Linked DNA regions of Homo sapiens: regions 2 and 3 are each linked to region 1. Evidence: chromatin contacts called from ENCODE Hi-C or POLR2A ChIA-PET data. All regions are on one chromosome and are shown on one strand. Each heading gives the region's core, a stretch centred on a gene start or an enhancer-like site at or near the end of the contact. The rest is flanking DNA. Distances are from core to core; before and after follow the strand shown. Region 1 holds the start of GJC1 (gap junction protein gamma 1). Region 2 has its middle 35 kb from the start of GJC1. Region 3 overlaps EFTUD2 (elongation factor Tu GTP binding domain containing 2).

Region 1 (2,897 bases), core at 167-2,666:
CACAGGTGCGCGTCACCACACCCGGCTAATTTTTGTATTTTTTGTAGAGATGGGGGTTTTGCCATATTGTCCAGGCTGGTCTGGAACCCCAGGGCTCAAGCAATCCGCCTGCCTAGGCCTCCCAAAGTGCTGGAATTACAGGCGTGAGCCACCGCGCCCATCCCACACTTGTCATTTTAAATACATCTGTAGAGAGGCAATGTGATAAGGCGTGGGGACAGACTACAGCAATCACAGGGAGAAGTACTTAAATGCTCCGAGGCCAAGCAGGTCATGAAATGATTTAAGCAGCTGAGTGGGGACATTGCCTACCCGGACAAGGTGACTCAAGAGGAGCTGCCATGTGAAAAGAGAAGCTCAAAGTAAGCAGCTTTTGACTTTTTAGGGAGGCCAGAAATCTGGATTTTAATATTTTGGTAACTAATTCATATTTTTGGAAAACATACTGGCCACACAAAACTGGTCAGTGCATTAGATGCCTAGCCTTCAAGATTTCCACTCTGGGGCTACCCCTTAGGGCTTGGCTTTGGGTGGGGGAGTTTGACTTGCAGCAAGTAACCTCACTTGTTAGCGCTTAATTTCCCCTCTGGTCAAAAGGGCAAAATAATAAAAGCCTGTCCATCGGCATTCTGATGCTCAGATGAGATCATTCCAGAGGTCGCCCATCTCTTTACTGAGCCTTCCTTTATTACCCAAAGTCTTACTCTACTTAAAGCATTTGGAGAATTTTCGGTTTCCTACTGGGCATTTTAAAACTGGGGATTCCTATGCATGAAAATTTTTCCCAAGTCCTCTGAATGGGATCCTGCTGGGATGCAAAGAGTTAAGAGGAAATAGCCTATTAGGGTCTTGCTAATCCGAGAAGTTCAGGACCTGAAAAGTATCTAGAGCACTGCTAAGAGCCCCGACTCTAGCTAGATCCACGCAGGGCCCGCCAGATCCTCGAGGAATTGTAGAGCAGAACCTGGGAGGAGACATTAGCATCCCGTGCTACAATGGACCAAGGCCTCGGCGGAGCGCGCAGAAGACAACTCTGGGCCCGCTAAACCAACCCAGGATACCCAGGTAAGGCGAGAACCCACGGCGCCGTTAGCGGCCCGCTCAAACTGAGGCGCGGCTGGCGGGGGACTCTCGCCCGAAAATCAGCTTGGAAGAATGAACTGTCCGGAGCGAAGTCTGCGCCCACCCGGGGTCCAGACTCCACGCGGGTGACTCCCACGCGCGCCGCGCCTCCGCCGCGTCCCGGACTATCCGAGAGAGCGGCGAGGACTCGACCGCGGAAAGTTGGCGCTCGCGTCGCTTCCCGCGCGTTCTGGGGCGCCCCCCTCCCACTCGAGCGCCACGTGCCGCGCGCCCCCCGCTCCCGGGCCGCGGCGGGACGCCCCCGCCCCCACCGCAGCGCGCAGTGCGCAGGCGCCTTCCCGCGGGTCGCGGCGGCGGGAGCGGGAGGCGGCGGCGGCGGCGGCAGCGGCGGGAGCGGCTTCTGCCTCGGCTGGAGACTGAGGCGAAGGCGGCAGCGGCGGAGGAGGTGGAGGAGAGGCGAGGGTGAAGGCGATGGCGACGCGGGGCACATGAGGCCGCGACCGGCGGGACGGGCCGAGGCCCGGCGGAGGAGGCGGCTCCGGGGGAACCCGCCGCCGGGTGAGGGGCGGCCGCAGGGCCGGCTGAGGAGAAGCGGGCCAGGGGCGGGGTCCCAGGGGGAGGCGGGAGAACTCTTGGGGAGCCCGGGGAGGGGCCGAGGAGAACCTCCGGAGGTCCGGGGAGGAGCGCGGCCAGAGCGGGAGAAGGAGGGGGGCGCCGCCGAGGGGTTCCCGCCGAGTCCGGAGGGGCGTCGCCGGCCCGCGTCCTGCCACTGTCCCCGGCGCACCCTCCCTCTTTGTCCCCAGGCGCGCGGCTCCCAAATCGGGAGGGAAACGGCTCGGGGGTGTCCTGGGCCGCGGAGGTGTCGGGCGACGGTCGGGGAGCCCGGACAGAAGCGGCGCGCACTCGGCGGCGCCCCGGCGGTGCCGACAACTACCCGGGCGGTTAGGGGCGCAGGGCGGAGCCGGGCCGCCCCTCGCCGCCCGGGCTCTTCGCGGGCTGCTCTTTGTCTCCCCGACCTCGATCCCTGCGTCTCCGGCGGCGTGCGGGCTCGTCTGAGGCTTCCCGCATCTCCCCGCTGGAACTCCTGCCTCCCGGGGGTTAGAGGAGGGTTCGTTCGAGGGCTGGAAGCGGGAAAGCGGGGCGGAAGGACTGGGCTCATCGCCTCCTGATTAACTCGTTGTCTTTACTTAAAATGACTTTTCCCCCACTTTGTCAAACTTGAGAACTGTTTTGTGTGTGTGTGTGTTTCCTTAAGTCTCTAGCTTCAAAATTAAGAGTAGGCGCTACCGCTGTGATTGTGGGCAGTTGTGTGGTTGGCGGCTGCGTTTGGAGCTCTGAGTTGAAAAGATGTACGTGAATGTATGGTTTAGATTTTGTTCTTTTTTTTGCGATTGTCTGATTGGGAGTACTTTTCCTTTGCGAAATGGGCGAATTTGGTTTTCTTTTTGTTCATTGAGAACTGGCAGTGATACCGATTTCATTATGCTCATGCTTAATTTTGTTAGCATCAAGACGATGTGAAATCGAGTAAGTTAAGTTTGAATAAGTTCAGGCTGAGGGTCATCTTGTATGCCTGATAAGTCTAAATTTGTTATATGTTTGTGTCGTGTATACGTTCAAGTGAATATATGTGAAAGCGCTATAAAAAATCAAACTACATAAATGAAAGGGATTTTAATTTCCTGATAAGCAGGAAACAGCATATCTCCAGTACTTTAATATCTGTAGAAAAATGCGTTAATAATGTCATTTAGGAATAAAATATTTCTCTCCCTAGAGAGGGTTTAGGTATTATTCAGAGTAAAAGAGCAAAA
Region 2 (2,897 bases), core at 134-2,633, 35 kb after region 1:
TCTGTTCAAGAAGGTTTAGACCTGGCATAGCACATGAGTTTCATCTCATCAGTCAGCTCAGAATGACTGCTGGCTCCCTGGAGGGGAGACCTACATAGAGGATCCAGGGACTCCTCTGGGTTCAGCCAAATAATCTATCAGTGATTTTGAGGTTGGGGCAGGGTTGATGGAAGAGTGTGCCATCCTTGACTAGATGTTAAGCATGTTTCAAAATATCATTGATATGGGAGTGCTGGGAAGGGAAGAGGTGGTCCCTTTAAATGATATGGAAGGGGGGAAGGGAAGTGCTGCATAGAGGATGGCATGGTTCCTGGCTAGGGCTCCACCCCCACGGACCTAGGTGAGGACTGGCATTTCCTGCCCAAATGCTTCGCCCCCATTCCCTAGACCCTAGTAGGCAGATGCAGGTGGCTGGATGTCCGGAGGAACACTGACAGGCACCGGTGCGCTGGCAGGCCACCGACCTGCAGAAGCAGAATGACATGGAGTTTGGCCTGGGCAGTCAGAGGAGAGCCCGGGCCGCCAAGCGGCCGGACTCCAGGGGAAAAGCATCTCCCTTCTGGCTCCCCCATCTGCTGAGAGCTACTTCCACTCAATAAAACCTTGCACTCATTCTCCAAGCCCACGTGCGATCCGATTCTTCCAGTACATTAAGGCAAGAACCTCGGGATACAGAAAGCCCTCTGTCCTTGCAATGAGGCAGAGGTCTAATTGAACTAACACAAGCCGCCTATAGACGGCTAAACTAAAAGAGCAAAACTAAAAGCACACACTGTAACATACGCCCACTGGGGCTTCAGCTGTAAACATTCACCCCTGGACACTGTCTTGGGGTCAGAGCCCCACAGCCTGCCCATCTGTATGCTCACCTAGAAGTTTGAGGTTTGAGCAGCAGGGCACTGAAGAAGTGAGCCACTCTCCCATTGCACACCCTGCAAGGGGACAAGGGAACTTTTCCTGTTTCATCATGAAATAATGGATTTAGTGGCCGGGAGGGGTGGCTCGCGCCAGTAATCCCAGCACTTTAGGAGGCTGAGTCGGGTGGATCACGAGGTCAGGAGTTCCAAGACCAGCCTGGCCAAGATGGTGAAACCCCGTCTCTACTAAAAATACAAAAATTAGCTGGGCGCAGTGGAAGGCGCCTGTAATCCCAGCTACTCGGGAGGCTGAGGCAAGAGAATTGTTTGAATCTGGGGCAGGAGGGCAGAGGTTGCAGTGAGTCAAGATCGCACCACTGCACTCCAGCCTGGGTAACAGAGTGAGACTCCATCTCAAAATAAATAAATAAAATACGCATTTAGCACTTCGGGATCATGACTATGACTAGGCCCATGTGAAAAGAATCATCTCACCTTGTATGTAAGCAAGAGTTGGTGTCATTACTTAGATATTTCTCCTTCCTACAGTTAATGACATCTTGGAGGAACTTAGAAACAGGAAGTGACTCAGGATTGGGAAGCACCAGAAAAAGAGCTGCTGACATGACATGGTGACAAGCATTCTTTGTCAATTGACTTTTTCTCCCGCCCCCTGGATCCTAAGGAAACGGCACAGCATTTCCTTGCCCTGCCCTTGACGTGCTATGCCTACTCTAAGCTAGATAGGGGCTTCTGAAAGAAAAACCTAAGGAAGCCCCCTGCTCATGCCTGGAGGAAAGAACTGCCGACTTTGTCTTTGCCCTCAGCCAAACCGCCACAAGTATCTTTGTCTGCCTGGCTCTCCTGGGGCCATCACAGAGGGCTGGGGATGCTGACAGCCGTAAACTCCAGGCGAGGCAGAACCAAGCAGCTGTTCATAAGCGATTTCAGTGCATGTCCAGTGACCCGAATGGGACCCGACCATGGGGAAAATGATACAGAACTAGATCGCTTTCTTTAAATTTTATTTTTAGTTTGTGTACTCCTATGGAAGTGTAATTTTATCTTTGTGCTGGGAACACTGAAAAGCACTGACGGGGAGCTCCTTTGGCCTGGCCCATTTTTCTGAAAGCACGTTGCAGCTGTGGCTTCTGCCCAGCAGGCAGAGACTGATGTTAGATCCTGTACCCAGCTGCTGCTGGGAGAAGGGACAGACTCAGCTTCTGACTGCAGGGGCATCTGCAGGAAGATCGGGGAAACTGAAGACACTTTTAACTGCAAAAGCCCTAGAAACAGTAAGTGCAAATTGTTCCGTGGATTGTTGACTTCACATTCAAACCATCGGGAAGTGATCGAGACTGGAAGCGTCGACAAGGATCCGCAGGGTCTGGGACCAGAGACCAGCTTGTGATCCTGCTGTGGAGTGCTAGGGGTCTGCTCTGGGGAGGGGGCTTTGGCCTAGAAGAGACATGGTACAGGGTGGGAACTGTTACAGTCATGCAACACTTAACATCAGGTGATTCTGTCATTGTACAAATATAGAAAGAACTCACACTAACCCATACAGCGTAGCCTACTACACACGCAGGCTCTATAGCCTATTGCTCCTAGGCTACAAACACATCCAGTGTGTGTCTATACTGAATGCTGTAGACAATGGCAACACAATGGTATTTATATATCTAGACATATCTAAACAAAAGGTACAGTGAAAGATAAAATATATACAGTATAAAAGATTTTTTTAAAAAGCTGGGTGTGGTGGCACACTCCTGTAATCCCAGCACTTTGGGAGTCCTGAGGTGGGAGGATCACTTCATCCCAGGAGTTCGAGACGAGCCTGGGCAACATGGCGAAAACCCATCTTGACAAAAAATACAAAAATTAGCCGGGTGTGGTGGTGGGCGCCTGTAATCCCAGCTATTCAGGAGACTGAGGCGTGAGAATCGCTTGAACCCGGGGGGCGGAGGTTGCAGTGAGCCAAGATCATGCCACTGCACTCTAGCCTGAGTGACAGAGTGAGACATTCTGTCTTTTTTT
Region 3 (2,897 bases), core at 262-2,761, 35 kb before region 1:
CAGCTTATAGCATTGTTTGTAACATCAGGAAAAGGGAAAAAACTGGAAATAAGTTAAATGTTTGTCAGTTATGCTCATTAATCTGATTAAATGAGTGATGGTACATCCCATAAAATGAACCGCTTTGCAACCACTTAAAGTATGTCTGAGCTGGGCACAGTGGCTCAGGCCTGTAATCCAGACGCTTTGGGAGGCCAAGGCGGGAGGATCACTTGAGTCCAGGAGTTCAAGACCAGCCTGGGCAACATGGCAAGACCCCATTTCTACTAAAAATACAAAAATTAGCCAGGCGTGGTGGCTCATGCTTGTAATCCCAGCTACTCTTGAGGCAGAGGCTGCAGTGAGCTGAGATTGTGCCACTGCACTCCAGCCTGGGTGACAGAGCAAGACTCCGTCTCAAAAAAAATAAAATAAATCAACTGGGACTGGTGGTGTGCACTTGTGGTCCCAGCTACTCAGGAGGCTGAGGCCAGAGGATTGCTTGAACCCTGGTGGTCAAAGCTGCAGTGATCCATGATCACACACCACTGCATTCCAGCCTGAGTGATGGAGTGAGACCCTGTCTCAGAAAAAAACAAAACAAAGCATGTTCGTATGAACTTTGCTTTCTTAACTGTTTGCACAATATGTGATGCTTGTCAGATTGAAATCATTTGTCAGGAGATGGTAAGGATTTAATTAAGCATGTGGAATGCTGAGAAGCAAAGAATATAACGTGGCCGGATGTGGTTGCTCACGCCTGTAATTCCAGCACTTTGGGAGGTCCCAGTGGGCAGATCGCTTGAGATCAGGAGTTCAAGACCAGCTTGGACAACATGGCTAAACCCTTTATCTCCGCACAAAATAGAATTAGCTGTTGTAGTGGTGTGTGCCTGTGGTCCCAACTACTTGGGGGGCTGAGGCAGGAGGATCACTTGAGCCCAGGAGGTGGAGGTTGCAGTGAGCCGTGATCACACCACTGCACTCCAGGCTGGGTGACAGAGTGAGACCCTGTCTCTAAAAAAGGGAATATAGCATGACGTTTATATGAATTTGTACTCCCTAAAAGATGGGACTAAAAGGGTAAAAATTATAGGAATTTTCATACAGACCTTTCTCCCAAGGCAGTAATAAAATATGCAGGTATTTAATAAGCACAGTGGACACACACATACACAAAATGTGTGTGGCCATTCCGGTGGACAAAACAGCAAAACCTAGCAACAAGATAAAATAGCAATTAAAATTTATTAGTGCTGAAAAATACTTAGTATCTTATGTCAGACTGGAATGGATTAATAAAAAAAATTTATAGAGCCTGCCTCAGTAGAGACCTTGAGTCTACTGAGGGTGATTTAGCTTGGCCCTGCCCTGACAGGATCCACAGCAAGGTGACCTTTTTTGGTTCCTTCCAGTGCACAATGATCCTCTAAATCTGAGAAGTCTGTAAATAGACTTCTGTTTAATAGGTGAGGGAGTTTCTGAGTGGGAGGAGATGCTGCTTTTCAGACACCAGGGGGCAGCACTGGGAGTAATCAATCTGAGTGCTTGGTTTATTGGCTGGGATGGGGATGTAACCAAGTTGGCTTTGCCTGTGGTTTGAAGGGTAGGTAGCAGAGATGCCGCTGAAACCAAACTTTTGTCCTTGCCAAGAGCTTTGTCTCCATAGAAGAGAGCCTTGTGAAGGAGTTCTTCAGATATTTCTTTGGACTTCCCTTGTCTCCCTCTAGCACCATGCTCAGGCTCTCACTACAGCTGACATGGTGTCTTACACCCTCACAGGTTGTAGGTGACGTGGACACCAGCCTCCCACGGACCCTAGACGAGCTTGGCATCCACCTGACGAAGGAGGAGCTGAAGCTGAACATCCGCCCCTTGCTCAGGCTGGTCTGCAAAAAGTTCTTTGGCGAGTTCACAGGTAATAATGTGCTCGTGGCCCCTTAACTCTGTCATCCTCGTGCCCTGCCACAGGTATCACAGCAATTTTTTCTCACCCAGCGATGGAGGTCAGAAATCTGAGGATCTTTTCAACAAACCACAGATTCAGATGCAGAACACTGGTGTTTTTCCTAGCTGCTTTCCTTAGTGGATGATGGCACACATTCTATCTTGGGAACCAAAAGGAATTACATTTTCCTGCCAGGAGGAGTGTTCAAGTAAATGAGATGGGGAGGCAGGCTCTGTGGTTCTGGTATATTTTCCAGGGGGCAGCCGGGAAGGTGGATGCTTGGGTAGTGTGAAATAGTGCAAAAAGCACTAGGCTAGGACTTGGGAGACTTGGTTAGTTACACAGAAGGCACGTGATACAGCAGAAAGACACTGGACTGGTTGAAAAAACCACCTGAGTCTGTCTCGATCCTGCCCTGGCCATTCCATGAGATGACCCTGGGCCAGCCACCTAATTCTTCATGACTCTGATTTGTTATCTGTAAAATCAGGGAAGTGGAAAGGGTGATGGCTGAGGGTCTTCTCAGCAGTCTCTGATTCTAAGTCCGGTGGGAATTAGGTGTCTGGGCCCCCAAGGTGCGTAGTTTTAATAGCTTATTTTGGTCTGCCCATCAATCTGACACACCAGATACCATTGAAGGCACACAGGCCTATCCCAGTGTGCTCATGGGGGTTCCCTCTTATGTGGTTTATTAATGTGTTCAGAAAACGGGGTAACTTATTGAATAGAGATGCATGCAGTGTTTCTCAAGGGGAGTCAGGTTGGGAATTGTTTTAAGTAGATGTTAGATGGGGTGCTTATTTTGTTCCACGTAAATGCGTATAGCCAATAAAAGTTCATAGATCGATGTACTTTAAACTTTTTGTCAGCTGAGTTCCAAGGAACCATGTACCACTGATACCTGCTGCTTGCTCTTTTCTGGCATCAGGGTGACTCCAAATCTTCTAGCAGCACATTCCCAGGAAGCAGG

Evidence for each region. A loop is a pair of places that touch in the nucleus more often than their neighbours do. ChIA-PET counts read pairs that join two places held with the same protein, here RNA polymerase II (POLR2A). Pooled maps may share reads with other maps.
Region 2: a map of PC-9 shows a loop between it and region 1 (4-fold over the local background). The contact joins the enhancer-like site here to the promoter of GJC1 in region 1. A Hi-C loop is called at or near these places in 28 of 168 maps with a recorded cell type or tissue (HepG2, IMR-90, PC-3 and 14 more), 3 of 37 single-sample maps with no recorded cell type and 14 of 50 pooled maps. POLR2A ChIA-PET finds 5 or more read pairs at or near these places in 15 of 52 experiments (A549, AG04449, AG04450 and 12 more).
Region 3: a loop to region 1 is called in a map of heart left ventricle, with 5 times the contacts of the local background. The contact joins the enhancer-like site here to the promoter of GJC1 in region 1. A Hi-C loop is called at or near these places in 13 of 168 maps with a recorded cell type or tissue (Calu3, PC-3, Right ventricle myocardium inferior and 8 more), 1 of 37 single-sample maps with no recorded cell type and 17 of 50 pooled maps. POLR2A ChIA-PET finds 5 or more read pairs at or near these places in 15 of 52 experiments (A549, AG04450, B cell and 12 more).

The regions. Positions count from the first base shown.
Region 1 is chr17:44,828,806-44,831,702 of GRCh38, reverse strand. GJC1 (gap junction protein gamma 1) reads left to right here and starts at 1,416. Exons shown (of 3, transcript NM_005497.4): 1 at 1,416-1,641. RefSeq lists enhancers at 1-784, 785-1,758 and a silencer at 1,814-2,103.
Region 2 is chr17:44,793,622-44,796,518 of GRCh38, reverse strand. It overlaps a transcript of GJC1 not described here. Among named protein-coding and RNA genes, the nearest start is that of GJC1, 35 kb to the left of the region's middle. Within about 2 kb of position 1,383, at least 9 of the 41 ENCODE cell types and tissues checked have a DNase peak (open chromatin) inside an H3K27ac peak, as active enhancers do; they include HCT116, PC-3, PC-9 and 3 more, where a contact is called at or near this core.
Region 3 is chr17:44,863,930-44,866,826 of GRCh38, reverse strand. It overlaps EFTUD2 (elongation factor Tu GTP binding domain containing 2), which reads left to right. Exons shown (of 28, transcript NM_004247.4): 14 at 1,762-1,897. Among named protein-coding and RNA genes, the nearest start is that of HIGD1B, 17 kb to the right of the region's middle. RefSeq lists a silencer at 83-264. Within about 2 kb of position 1,511, at least 2 of the 41 ENCODE cell types and tissues checked have a DNase peak (open chromatin) inside an H3K27ac peak, as active enhancers do.